2 separate regions of the Homo sapiens genome follow, and region 2 is linked to region 1. Evidence: chromatin contacts called from ENCODE Hi-C data. All regions are on one chromosome and are shown on one strand. Each heading gives the region's core, a stretch centred on a gene start or an enhancer-like site at or near the end of the contact. The rest is flanking DNA. Distances are from core to core; before and after follow the strand shown. Region 1 has its middle 41 kb from the start of ASMT. Region 2 holds the start of SLC25A6 (solute carrier family 25 member 6).

The links. Hi-C counts contacts between places; a loop is a spot of excess contacts on that map. Pooled maps may share reads with other maps.
Region 2: a loop to region 1 is called in a map of natural killer cell, with 5 times the contacts of the local background. The contact joins the promoter of SLC25A6 here to the enhancer-like site in region 1. A Hi-C loop is called at or near these places in 5 of 168 maps with a recorded cell type or tissue (CD4-positive, alpha-beta memory T cell, CD8-positive, alpha-beta T cell, naive thymus-derived CD4-positive, alpha-beta T cell and 1 more), 4 of 37 single-sample maps with no recorded cell type and 14 of 50 pooled maps.

What each region holds. Positions count from the first base shown.
Region 1 is chrX:1,653,026-1,659,919 of GRCh38, reverse strand. No RefSeq gene overlaps it. Among named protein-coding and RNA genes, the nearest start is that of ASMT, 41 kb to the right of the region's middle. RefSeq lists enhancers at 1,621-2,120, 2,121-2,622. Within about 2 kb of position 2,244, at least 9 of the 41 ENCODE cell types and tissues checked have a DNase peak (open chromatin) inside an H3K27ac peak, as active enhancers do; they include CD8-positive, alpha-beta T cell and natural killer cell, where a contact is called at or near this core.
Region 2 is chrX:1,390,182-1,397,655 of GRCh38, reverse strand. SLC25A6 (solute carrier family 25 member 6) reads left to right here and starts at 5,543. Exons shown (of 4, transcript NM_001636.4): 1 at 5,543-5,757. The coding sequence starts at 5,647. LOC124900597 (serine/arginine repetitive matrix protein 1-like) reads right to left here and starts at 5,648. Exons shown (of 5, transcript XM_011546186.2): 1 at 5,425-5,648; 2 at 4,893-5,314; 3 at 2,108-2,526; 4 at 432-1,284. The coding sequence starts at 5,648. The coding sequence ends at 1,264. LINC00106 (long intergenic non-protein coding RNA 106) reads right to left here and starts at 631. Exons shown (of 3, transcript NR_130733.1): 1 at 432-631. RefSeq lists enhancers at 5,043-5,645, 5,089-5,683, 5,684-6,279.

The DNA.
Region 1 (6,894 bases), core at 995-3,494:
CCTATACACATACGCACTTGCACATACACGCACACACATAGATGCACACATGCAGACACACGTATACACACATGTGCAAATGCTCACATTCACATACACAAATACAAATACAAATGCATACAGACACTAACAGGCATACACACTCATACATATCCATATCTACACACACCCAAATATACACATGCACAAACACATACACACAAATGCATACAGACACCAGCATACACGTGCATACATATCCATATGTACACACACAAAGGCACACATGCACATATGCACACATACACACAAATGCATACAGACACTAATATACATGCTCATACATATCCATATCTACACACGCAAATATACACATGCACATACACACAAATGCATACAGACATTAATATACACGCTCATCCATATCCATATCTACACACACAAATGCACACATGCACATATGCACAAATGCATACACAAACAACTGCACACACACTAGCATGCATATACACACACATGCACACACACAGACACCCAAATATACACATGCAGAAACACACTCATGTGCAAATACATAATACACTTACACAGACATAAATACACAAATATAAACACACACATTCACATGCATACACAAAGAGGCAAACACACACAGACAGCCATACATATACAAACACACATCCACAAAGACACACACATATGTACAGACACAAACATAATCACAAGCAAAGATAACACACAAACACATACACAGACACACGCAGAAACACACACGCATACACACATTCCTGAAGCTCTCCACCTCTACCAGCCACACAACCATATGCACACACATACACATTTCTTAGTTAAGAAAAATAGACCGGGCGCGGTGGCTCACGCCTGTTATCCCAGCACTTTGGGAGGCTGAGGTGGGCGGATCACGAGGTCAGGAGTTCGAGACCATCCTGGCTAACACAGTGAAACCCCGTCTCTACTAAAAATACAAAAAATTAGCCAGGCGTGGTGGCTCATGCCTGTAATCCCAGCACTTTGGGAGGCCGAGGCGGGGAGATCGCGAGGTCAGGAGATCGAGACCATCCTGGCTAACACAGTGAAACCCCGTCTCTACTAAAAATACAAAAAATTAGCCGGGCGTGGTGGCGGGCGCCTGTAGTCCCAGCTATTCGGGAGGCTGAGGCAGGAGAATGGCGTGAACCCGGGAGGCGGAGCTTGCAGTGAGCTGAGATCGCCCCACTGCACTCCAGCCTGGGCGACAGAGTGAGATTCTGTCTCAAAAAAAAAAAAAAAAAGAAAGAAAGAAAGAAAAATAGAAAAACACATCTTTAGAAACTATCACCTGCAAACTGCAAAACAAACAAACAAACAAACAAACAAAAAAGTGTGCTGGGGCTTGGATACCACAACTGACAACCTAAATTATTGAGGTAGCAAACTGCCTAGAAGAGGTAGACATTTGCGGCCCTGAAATCAGGACCCGGCGGTGAGAGACACCGCCTGCGTTGTTTTTACAGTTTTATTAGCCACATCCCTCAGGGAATCTCACCGCAGGTCTCAGGAGCTCTCTCTAATCTTGTTAACCTTCTGCGCCTCTCCTCCCGGAGTACAAACTAATCTTTCTTAATGCAAGAGGACAGGGCAGCTTTGGAAAGGCCGTCACCAGACAGCCAGCGTTCCCCATCCTCACAACTGGACCTTGGAGAGCTTTGGTGTATGGAAACCGGCTCCCCTGGAGGGGGGAGGTGAAACGTTGAAACCCTGACAGACGGTGTCACTGAGCTTAGAGCTCATGTTTCTAGAAAAGGCAACAGATGCAGTGTCTGATGACGAAGCTTAATTTGGGATGTGCTGAGCAGGAATTATTTAAACCAATCCGTTGATGAATTTGTCTTTAAGGAATATGTCCTTTCTCTCGTGAGTCACTCAGGCTCCTGGACACCTGCCTGCCAGCCCTCACTGAATCTCCCCAGAGGCTCTTCATGTCTGCTGCCTGACAATTTTCTCCAGAGTGTACAAAAGCAAAGGAGAGAGCTCCCCTCCCAGACTGCTGGAGGGATGTGGGGACTTACCGCATGGCTGATGCTCTCAGGTTCCAGCCAGACTTAATGTCCTAAAATGCACCCAAGACAGGCAGGCCTGGGTCCAGACGGCCAGCGGGGAGGGCTGCCCGGGCTCGTCTGCAGAGCCCGGAAAAGGAGGAGGAGGTGAACAGAGGAAGGAGGAAGGGTGATGGGGCCTGCAGGGTGTGATATGACGTGAGTTATCACCTCCCTTTGTGCTGCTGCTGTTTCTTACTGTGGGAAAATACCCATCACACACAGTTTGCCATTTTAAAAATTGCACAATGAAGAGACGATTTAGTGCACTGAGCATTTTACACAACCACCGGCCCTAGCTAGTTCCAGAACACCTTCGTAACCCAAAAAAAAACACCCCATACCCATTAAACCGTCACTCCCCAGTCTCCCTGCTCTCAGCCTTAAGCAATCACCCATCTGCTCTCTGACTCTGCAAGCAGTCTTATTCTAGACACTTCATGCAAATGATATTGTGCCATTTTGCACTTTTGTGCCTGGGTGTTTTTTGTTGTGGTGGTGGTGGTGGTTGTTTTGTTGTTTTTGTTTTCACTCCGTTACTTCTACACCAAACTAATACATGATGTATTCAGTCAGAGGCTATCAAGGACTCAAAAGAATACAACCTTTTCTCTTTTTTTTGAGATGGAGTCTCACTCTGTCACCCACGCTGGAGTGCAGTGGCGTGATCTCGGCTCACTGCAACCTCCGCCACCCGGGTTCAAGCGATTCTCCTGCCTCAGCCTCCCGAGTAGCTGGGATTACAGGTAACTGCCACCATGCCCGACTAATTTTTTTTGTATTTTTAGTAGAGATGGGGTTTCACCATGTTGGCCAGGCTGGTCTCAAACTCCCGACCTCAGGCGATCCACCCACCTCGGCCTCCCAAAGTGCTGGGATGACAGGCGTGAGCCACCACACCTGGCCCCCATTTTTATGGTTATTTCTTGATGATATGCTAAACTAGGAGTGGATTATTCATATGGACTCTTTTTAGACCATATACATTGTATTAGTCAGGGTTCCTTAGAGGAATAGAACTAATAGAAGATATATACACACACACGCACACACACACACACATATATATGTATTGTGTGTGTATATATATGTGTGTGTGTATATGTGTGTATATATGTGTGTATGTGTGTATATATGCGTATACACACGTGTATATATGCGTGTACACACGTGTATATATGTGTGTACACACGTGTATATATGCGTGTACACACGTATATATGCGTATACACACGTGTATATATGCGTATATGCACATATGTGTACATGCACATATGTGTGTATACACATGTGCATATACACATATATGTGTATACATGTATATATACACATGTGTGTGTATACACGTGTATATATGTGTGTATATATACACGTGTATATATACACACATATACGTACATATATATGTGTGTGTGCGTGTGTGTGTATCTTCTATTTGTTCTATTCCTCTAAGGAACCCTGACTAATACAATCTATATGGTCTAGAAAGAGTCCACATGAATTATATATATATGAAGGGGAGTTTATTAAGGAGAATTAACTCACAGAGTCACAAGGTGAGGTCCCACCATAGGTCATCTACAAGCTGAGGAGGCAGGAAGCCAGTCTGAGTCCCAAGGATTAAGAACTTGGAGTCCAGTGGTCCAGGGCAGGAAGCATCCAGCAAAGGAGGAAGATGGAGGCTGGGAGGCTAAGCCAGTCTAGCCTTTTCACGCTCCTCTGCCTGCTTTTATTCTGGCCAGACTGGCAGCTGATGAGACGGTGCCCACCCAGATTGAGGGGGGTTCTGCCTCTCCGAGTCCACTGACTCTAGTGTTATTCTCCTTTGGCAACACCCTCACAGACACACCCAGGAACAACGCTTTGATTGGATCTTTCAATCCAATCAAGCTGCCATTCAGTATTAACCATCACGCCCAGGAAACTCACTCACGGGTCACGATATGCGAAGGTCACTCTAAAATCACTCTAGCTATAAGAGATATTACCCGGGCCTGGCGTGGTGGCTCACGCCTGTCATCCCAGGACTTTGGGAGGCCGAGGCTGGTGGATCACTTGAGGTCAGGAGTACAAGACCAGCCTAACCAACATGCTGAAACCCCATCTCTACTAAAAATACAAAATTTAGCCAGGCATGGTGGTGCGCACCTGTAGTCCCAGCTACTCGGGAGGCTGAGGCAGGGGAATCACTTGAACCTGGGAGACGGAGGTTGCAGTGAGGCGAGATCGCGCCATTGCACTCCAGCCTGGGTGACAGAGAAAGACTCTGTCAAAAAAAAAAAAAACAACCATCAGCTGGTCTGCCTTATTCCAGGAGGCCCACAGAAAGTCTTGGGCAAAATGAAACAGCAGACTCTGGTCCCAGCTCTCTGGCTTTACACATCTACAGACCCTGGGTACCCCCAGCAGGCAGCACCCAGCAGGCCTGAATTATCCTGTCTCCCCCTCCTCCCCAGACGCGGTCTTGAGCCATGTCCTGTTTTGGAACTGTGGCTAAGGGGAGCTTGTGGGTATCAAGTCTCCAGGTATCAGCAGCTCCTCTCATAAACCAAAAATAGGCCGGGCGTGGTGGCTCATGCCTGTGATCCCAGCACTTTAGGAGGCTGAGGCAGACGGATCACGAGGTCAGGAGTTCAAGACCAGCCTGACCAACATGGTGAAGCCCCATCTCTACTAAAAATTAAAAAATTAGCCAGGCATGGTGGCGGGCGCCTGTAGTCCCAGCTGCTTGGGAGGCTGAGGCAGGGGAATCGCTTGAACCCGGCAGGCGGAGGTTGCAGTGAGCCGAGTTGGGGCCACTGCACTCCAGCCTGGGCAACAGAGCGAGACTCCTTCTCAAAAAAATAAAAAATAAATAAATAAAGCAAAAATAAAAATCTGAATGGACTCCCTCCTTGGCCAGGACACTCTAAAATTTAACATGAAATTATTTCAATTTCAATTTAAAGTTCATGCCATGTTGGGAAGTGGAGGTTGGCCAGGCCTCGCCACACCCCTCTGTTACCAGAAAGGGGTCCTCATCCAGATCCCAAGAGAGGGTTCTAGGATCTCATGCAAGAAAGAATTGAGGGCAAGTCCATAGACCAAAGGGAAAGCGAGTTTATTGGGAAAGTAAAGGAATAAAAGAATGGCTACTCCGTAGACAGAGCAGTCCCCAAGGTTGCTGGTTACCCATTTTTATGGTTCGTTCTTTCTTTTCTTTCTTTCTTTCTTTTTTTTTTTTTTTTTTTTTTTGATTTTGAGACGGAGTCTTGCTCTGTCACCCAGGCTGGAGTGCAGTGGCATGATCTCGGCTCATCGCAACCTCTGCCTCCCAGGTTCAAGCGATTCTTCTGCCTCAGCCTCCCGAGTAGCTGGGACTACAGGCATGCACCACCACGCTGGGCTGATTTTTGTATTTTTAGTACAGATGGGGTTTTGCCATGTTGGTCAGGCTGGTGTCAAACTCCTGACCTCGTGATGCGCCCGCCTCGGCCTCCCAAAGTGCTGGGATGACAGGCGTGAGTCACCGCACCTGGCCTTTATGGTTATTTCTTGAAGATATGCTAAACAAGGGGCGGATTATTCATGCCTCCCCTTTTTAGACCATATAAGGTAACTTCCTGACGTTGCCATGGCATTTGAAAACTGTCATGGTGTTGGTGGGAGTATAGCAGTGAGGACGACCAGAGGTCACTGTTGTGGCCATCTTGGTTTTGGCGTGTTTTGGCTGGCTTCTTTACTGCAACCTGTTTTATCAGCAAGGTCTTTATGACCTGTACCTTGTACCAACCTCCTATCTCATCCTGTGACTTAGAATGCCTTAACCATCTCGGAATGCAGCCCAGTAAGTCTCAGCCTCATTTTACCCAGCCTCTATTCAAGGTGGAGTCGTTCTGGTTCAAACACCTCTGATATTTTCAGCATGAACATCAACACAGACCTTAAGTCTGGTAAGAAACATCTGGAGTCTCTGGTCGGGTGCGGTGGCTCACGCCTGTCATCCCAGCACTTTGGGAGGCCGAGGCGGGCAGATCATGAGGTCAAGAGATTGAGACCATCCTGGCCAACATGGTGAAACCCCGTCTCTACTAAAAATACAAGAATTAGCTGGTCATGGTGGTGCATGCCTGTAATCCCAGCTACTCGGGAGGCTGAGATAGGAGAATCACTTGAACCTGGGAGTCGGAGGTTGCAATGAACCAAGATTGCGCCACTGCACTCCAGCCTGGATGACAAGAGTGAAACTCCGTTAAAAAAAAAAAAAAAAAAAGAAAAGAAAAAGAAAAGAAAAAAAAAACATTTGCAGTCTCTTCTCTCAGAAGCCTGCTACCTGGGAAGCTTCATCTGCATAATAAAACCTCGGTCTCTACAACACCATCATAAGCCAGACATTCCTTACTACGGATAATAACTCTTTCAACCAATTGCCAATAAGTATGTTTTTGTTTGTTTGTTTGTTTGTTTTGAGACAGAGTATCCATGTGTCGCCCAGGCTGGAGTGCAGTGGCGTGATCTCGGTTCACTGCAACCTCCACCTCCCAGGTTCAAGCAATTCTCATGCCTCAGCCTCCCTAGCAGCTGAGATTACAAGCATGTGCCACCACGCTGTGCTGATTTTTTTGTATTTTTAGTAGAAACCGGGTTTCGCCATGTTGGCCAAGCTGATCTCAAACTCCTGGCCTCAAGTGTTCAAGCGATTCTCCTGCCTCAGCCTCCCAAGTAGCTGAGATTACAGGTTCACACCACCACACCCAGCTAATTTTTTTTTTTTTGACAGAGTCTCGCTCTGTCTCCCAGGCTGGAGTGCAGTGGCGCAATCTCGGCTCACTGCAAACTC
Region 2 (7,474 bases), core at 4,294-6,793, 270 kb after region 1:
CCCTTTTCCAGGGTAAAAGTCTTAGGGGGCTCTTCTAGGGGGAGAGGTCTTGGGGAGCCCTCTTCCAGGGGGCAGGTCTTGGGGGGCACCTTCACGGGGGAAGTCTTCGGGGGCCTCCTTCAGAGGGCAGTCTTGGGGGGACCCCGTTCGGGGGGCCTTTTGAGGAGCCCTTTTCAGGGGGGTGACCCTGGGAGTCCCTTTTCAGGGATGAGGTCTTGGGGAGCCCTCTTCAGGGGCAATGCCTTTTGGGGGCCCTCTTCTGGGGAAAGGGGTCTGTCAAGCCCCCTCATCCTGCAGCCTCATCAGCCCTCCCCGGACCACACTTCGTACAGGCAGAGCCTCGGCAATGATTAATTACAAAAGATGTGCTGCTGCCCCCACCCGACACAGAGCCTGGCACCCCACCCCACCCCGCACAAAGCCAACCTCACCCCTGCTCTGATTCCTTCCCGGCCGTCCGATGAAGCCTGAAGTCTTCCCGTTAAAACACCTCTGCTTCTGGGCGGGGCGCGGTGGCTCACAGCTGTCATCCCGGCACTTTGGGAGGCCGAGGTGGGCGGATCACTTGAGGTCAGGAGTTTGAGACCAGCCTGCTTGGGCCTGGCACCCAGGATGTGCTTGCCAAATGCTTCTGGAATGGATGGATGGAACCCCATCTCTACTAAAAATACAAAAATCAGGCGTGGTGGTGCACACTTGCTATCCCAGCTACTTGGGAGGCTGAGGCAGAAGACATGCTTGAACCTGGGAGGCAGGGATTGCAGCGAGCCGAGATCACGCCACTGCACTCCAGCCTGGGCCACAGAGCAAGACTCCGTCTCAATAAACACACAAACAAAAAAACCCACATCTACTTCTATTATTAACCCACCTACTTTTCTGAGCCCCAAGGGGCTTTCTGGACAGATTCCAGCAGAGCGGCTGCTGGTCAGGCAGCAGTGATCTCTAAAGCTACGCAGGTAATTTTATCAGATGCTGGCAGAGAAGGGGTTCTCATGGGTGGGTACCTGGCAGGCGGATCGGGGCTCATTCCTTTCTTCTTGGTCCTTGGAGGGGCAGGGCAGTGAGAGACACAGCTCTACCCCCACTACCCAGCAGCTGTTGTCTCTCCCACTTCCAATTCCTGGGTGTGAGGCCCACCTGATCCTCCTTTCCCAAGGAGGCTGTGTGGCCCCAAAGGCCTCCCAGGTCATGCCCTAGTCAGGCATAGCAACTGTGTTGTTCCCTCCCAGATACGAGGGGCAAAGGAGTTAGTGTCCAAGGCTAAGTCCCACGTGCAGCACTCTGTATGGAAAAACAGCCCCAATTAGCAATTCATTCATCCATCCATCCATCCATCCATTCATCCATCCATCCATCTATTCATCCATCCATCATCCATTCATTCCAGAAGCATTTGCTGAGTGAGCACATCCATCTATCCATGCATCCATCCACCCACCCATTACCCATCCAATTATCCATCCATTCCAGAAGCATTTGCCGATCGAGCGCATCCATCCATCCATCCACCCATCCATTCCAGAATCATTTACCAAGCAAACACATCCATCTATCCATCCATCCACCCACTCATTGATTATCCATCTATCCATCCATTATCCATCCATCCATCCCAGAAGCATTTGCCAACAGAGTGCATCCATCCATCCACCCACCCACCCATTCATTATCCATCCATCCATTCATTCTAGAATCATTTGCCAAGCAAACATATCCATCTATCCATCTGTCCATCCACCCATTCATTATCCATCCACCCACTCATTATCCATCCATCCCAGAAGCATCCATTATTCATCCATCCACCCATTATCCATCATCCATCCACCCATTATCCATCCATCCATCCATCATCCATCCATCTATACATTATCCATCCATCTATCCATTATCCATCCATCCATCCATTATCCATCCATCCATCCATTATCCATCCACCCACCCATTACCCATCCAATTATCCATCCATTCCAGAAGCATTTGCCGATCGAGCACATCCATCCATCCACCCACCCATTCATTATCCATCCATCCATCATCCATCCATCCATCCATCTATCCATTATCCATCTATCCATTATCCATCCATCCGTTATCCACTCACCCATCCATCCATCCATCCCAGAAGCATTTGCCAAGCACATCCTGGGAGCCAGGCCCAAGCAGGCGGGCATCCTCCTGGCTCTGAGAGGAGCTTGAGCAGAGCCCACAGACAGCACCACCCTGCTGGCGGGTCACCAAGCCACCAAGCCAGTGCAGGCTGAAGGCTGAGCACACAGAGCACCGGTCTCAGTGTCTGGACATGGTTAGCCGTCCCCACCCGCATGGAAGGAAACTTCTTCTCTCCCCTAAGACAGGCTTTGCAGACTTGGAAAGGGAACGCCGTGTTGCAGGGCTCAGGCCTGGAGCCCCGGCCAGAGCAGATGCGAGCCAGCCTCATCTGGAAATAGCAGCTCTGGTCCCGGCCTCGCTGAGGCACTGAAAACCAGCACCAGGGCCCCGTCCAGCCCGGCCTCGCTGAGGCTGGGAAACAAACACAGGTCTGTAAGGCGCAGCTCCCCAGCAAACTCCCCACCCCTGCCCAGCACCCACAGCGCTCCTGGCCTCTGTCCTCTATTCCAGGACCCCTGTAGCGAGCCTGGCTTGGTCCTGGGTCCTCAGGGGACACTGTCCACCCCCGCTGCCCTGGCAGAGCCTCAGGAATGTGCTTGGTCTCCACAGCCCTCCCCACAGCAATGTCCCAAGGTTAGACCTACCCATGCCTCAGTGACTTCTGAGACACCCGTCCCGCCGCCCAGCAGCCACTCCAGCCTCCAGAGCTGGCCCCAACCTCCAGCCCCAGGCTGAGCCGCCCTCCCCAGAGGTCAGGAAAAGCCTCAGGCAGGGCTCACAGCTGCACCCAGGAGTCACCCAGGGTGACCCCGCTCTCTGGGGCGGGTCACTCCTGCCCACCCACAGCCGGGGACTGTCATTTTCTCAGTACACAAAGGAGAGAAAGGAAAAACAAGAGCGAGAAAGACACAGGGAGAGAAAAGGAAGAGAGAAGGAAAGAAAAAAGAAAGACACAGGGAAAGAAGAGGAAAGAAAAGAAGGGAGGAAGGAGGGAGAGTGGGAGGAGAGGGAAAGAAAGGGAGAGACAGGGAAAGGCAGGAAAGGGAGAGATGGGGAAAGGCAGGAAAGAGAGAGGCAGGGAAAGGCAGGAAAGAAAGGGAGAGACAGGGAAAGGCAGGAAACGCAAGGAAGCAATGGGAAGGGAAAGAAGTGAAAAGGAAGGCGGGGAGGGAGGGACGGGAGAAAGGGAGGAAAAGAGCAAAGGAGACAGGGAGACAGGAAAGAAAAAGGGGAGGGAGGCAAACGGGGAACGGGAGAAAAAGAAAGGAAGGGAGAGGGAATGATGGAGAAAAACAGGAGGGAGGGAGGAGAGAAGAAAAAGGAAAAGGAGGGAGGAGAGAGGAAAGAGGCAGGGAGGTAGGATAGAAAAAGACGGAGGAGAGAAGAAAAAAGAAAAGGAGGCGGGACGCAGTGGCGCACGACTGTAATCCAGCACTTTGGGAGGCCGAGGTGGGCGGATCACCTGAGGTCAGGAGTTCAAGACCAGCCTGGCCAACATGGTGAAACGCCATCTGTCCTTAAAAAAAAAAATAGCCGGGTGGGGTGGCTGGCACCTGTAATCCCAGCTACTTGGGAAGTTGAGGCACAAGAATCTCTAGAACCTGAGAGGCAGAGGTTGCAGTGAGCTGAGATCACGCCACTGCACTCCAGCCTCGGTGACAGAACAAGTCTCCATCTCAAAAAAAAAAAAGGAAAACAGGGAGAAAGGGAGAAACAGAGAGGAAGGAAAGAACAAGACAGGAAAGAATAAAAGGAAGAAGAAAAAGAGAGGCAAAGGGAGAGAGGAAAAATGAAAAAAAAATTAAAAAATGGAAAAGAGACAGCTAGGCGTGGTGGCTCACACACCTGTCATCCCAGCACTTTGGGAAGCCGAAGTGGGCGGATCCCCTGAAGTCCGGAGTTCGAGACCAGCCTGACCAACATGGCGAAACCCCGTCTCTACTAAAAATATAAAATTAGCTGGGCGCGGTGGCGCATGCCTGTCATTCCAGCTACTTGGGAGGCTGAGGCAGGAGAATCGCTTGAACCCGGGAGGCGGAGCTTGCACTCCAGCTTGGGCAACAAGAGCGAAACTCTGTCTCAAAAGAAAAAAAAAACGGAAAAGAGAGAGGGGAGAAAGGGACGAGAGGAAGGGAGACAGGAAATAAAGAGGAAAAGGAAAAGAGAGGGAAGGAGGGAAAGGCAGAAAAGGGAGGAAGGGAAGGAAAGAGGAAAAGGGAAGGAGAGACGGAAAGAGGGAGAAAAAAGAGGGAGGGAGCAAAGAAAAAACAGAGGAAGGGCGGAGGGAGAAAAGCAGAAAAAGGAAGGAAAAAAATGAAAAAGAGGGAAGAAACGTAGCAAGAAAGGAAGGAGAAAGGGAGAGAGAAATGAAAGAAAAAGGGAGGGAGGGAAACGAAGGCAGAGACGGAAAGACGGAGAAAAAGGAGGGAGGCGGGAAAGCAGCAAAAAGCAAAGGCAAGCAGGGAAGGAAGAGACGGGGAGAAAAGGGCGGGCGGGAGAGAGCCGGGAAGGGAGAGGAGGCGGGAGGAGGGAGGAGGGAGGCGGGAGGGAGGGAGGAGGGAGGCGGGAGGGAGGGAGGGAGGGAGGGAGGAAGGGCGGAGTGGGAGGTCGCGAAGGAGGACCCCGGCCGCAGCCCCCGCCGGGCAGACACGGGCACAGACACGGGGAAATAGGGGAGCCCGGGCGGGTGGGCGCGGCCCACGGAACCCCCAGCCCCGGCGCGGAGGGCACCGCGGGGTCAAAGAACGGAGGCCCAGAGAGATCCCCCCCCCACCAACCTAGGCCGGGCGCGGAGGGCGGCGCGGAGTCACGGATCGGCAGCGGGACTGAGCCGCGCCCACGTGGAAGCCGCCGCAGGCTTCGCGCGGGGCCCCCCGGGTGCACGCGGGCAGGGGCCGGGGTCTCCCGACGCACGACCCCGGAGAGTGTTGAAAGGGTCGGAGCTGCCCGGAGGTCAAGGGTCAAGGGTCGGGGGTCGGGGCACCACATGTCGCACATCCCGGCGGGGTCGCCGCGGCCTCCGGGAGAAAGCGGACGACGCACTCGGAGCGAACTGGGCATCAGGGTGGGCTTCTGACTCCGCAGCTGCCCTCCCGCCCGCTCGGGTACTGGCAGCGGCCTGACCTTCACAAGGTCAAGGCTGCCGCGGAACCCCCAGCGGCCCCTACGGCGCATGGGCGGGGCCTGGCTCCCGGCATACCTAGGGGTGCGGGGCGGGACGTCTCCGGGGAGCGCAGCCAATGGGCGCGGTTCGCTGGAGTGCGGGGCGGGACGCAGCGGGATTCCCGGCAGCCCTCAGAGGCGAGGCACGCAGGCTGGTGTGGGGCGGGGCCTGGCGGCGCAGCCAATGAGCGCGGCGCGAGGAGGCGCGGGGGCGGAGAGTGGGCGTGGCGTCGGCGTCTTAGCGGCTGCGCGGTGGCTGCTCCGTCCTTTCGGTCCAGGCGGCGGCAGGGCTGAGCCAGCGACGCCCTCCATTCACTCTCCGCGCCCGTTCTCCGGCTGTCCTCCCGTTCCGCTGCCCGCCCTGCCACCATGACGGAACAGGCCATCTCCTTCGCCAAAGACTTCTTGGCCGGAGGCATCGCCGCCGCCATCTCCAAGACGGCCGTGGCTCCGATCGAGCGGGTCAAGCTGCTGCTGCAGGTGGGGACGCGGGCGCGGCCGCTCCGGGGACTAGGGGACGGGAACCGAGTGGCCGGGTCGGGCGGGGACGTGGGCAGCAGAGCCTTGCAGGCGGGCGCCGGAAGTGGAAGGCCGCGATCGCTTTGTCCACGCGCCGCCGGCTTCCGGGGGCCGCGTCACGTGACCGCTGCTGCAGGGCGTGGCGACGTCCACGCGTGCGCACTGGGCCCGGCGGGCGGGGGGAAATGCGGCACGGATTGGAGGGCGCATGCGCGCTGAGCAGGGCCCATGGACGGACCCTGCGGCTGGCGGGCCTTGACCTTGAGCTCAATCCTGCGGGTCCCCCGGCTGGGACCAACCCTTCCGGTGGATGCCTGGCAGGTGTCTGCTCTTGCTCCCTCCACCGTGAAGGGTAATTCTAAGGCCAATAGGGCAACGAGCCTGCCCGCAGGTGTCCTGGAATAACCAGGATATGGTTATTGGTGGTTCTTACCCCCTTCTTAGCTCATTTGTGCAATTCTGATCCAGAGCAATGCATTTTTTGTCTTTTGGGAGAGGCTTATAGAAAGTAGCATGATGCCTAGGAACATTGCCGCCAGGACGTCCTTGCTAACGTTGTACTCCGAGTGACAGCTCGGTGATGGGAATGAATAGGCTTGGCTGCAAGGACAGGTCACGCCCGCGATCCCAGCGCTTTTGAGAGGCCCGGGGAGTATTGCTTGAGGCCAGGAGTTTGAGAGCAGCCGGGGCCACACAGCAAGACCTCACCTCAAAAAAAATTATTTTAACTTAACGAAGCAGGACGTCCCAGTGCATTGAGAGGCCCGGAGAGGATCGCGTGAGCTCAGGAGTTTGAGACCAGCCTGGGCAACAGAGCAAGACCGCATCTCTAAGATAATTTTTTAAACCTAGTACAGGGTGGCGTGTCCCGGGAGTTTGAGACCAGCCAGGACAACATAGCAAGACCCCATCTCTAAGAAAATTTTTAAAACTTAGCAGGCGGGGTGTCCCCGCACTTTGAGAGGCCCAGGGAGGATCGCCTGAGCTCAGGAGTTTGAGACCAGCCAGGGCAACATAGCAAGACCCCGTCTCTAAGAAAAAGTTTTAAACTTAGCAGGGCGGGGTGTCCCAGCACTCGGAGAGGCCCAGGGAGGATCGTTTGAGCCCAGGAGTTTGAGACCAGCCAGGGCAACGTAGCAAGACCCCGTCTCTAAGAAAATTTTTTAAACTTAGCAGGGCGGGGTGTCCCAGCACTTGGAGAGGCCCAGGGAGGATCGTTTGAGACCAGCCAGAGTAACATAGCAAGACCCCACATCTTAAAAAAACCTTTTTTTTTTTTTTTGAGATGGAGTCTCTCCCTGTCGCCCAGGCTGGAGTGCAGTGGCACGATCTCGGCTCACTGTAGCCTCCGCCTCCTGGGTTCACGCCATTCTGCCTCAGCCTCCCTAGCAGGCACCTGCCACCACACCTTGCTAATGTTCTGTATTTTTAGTAGAGACAGGGTTTCACCGTGTTAGGATGCTCTTGATCTCCTGACGTCGTGATCCACCCACCTCAGCCTCCCAAAGTGCTGAGATTACAGGCATGAGCCACTGTGCCCGGCTTAAAAAATTTTTTTAAACTTAGCAGGGCGGGATGTCCCAGCGCTTCAAGAGGCCCAGGGAGGATCACCTGAGCTCAGGAGTTTGAGAGCAGCTTGGTCATCGTAGCAAGACTCCATCTCTAAAAGTAATTTTTC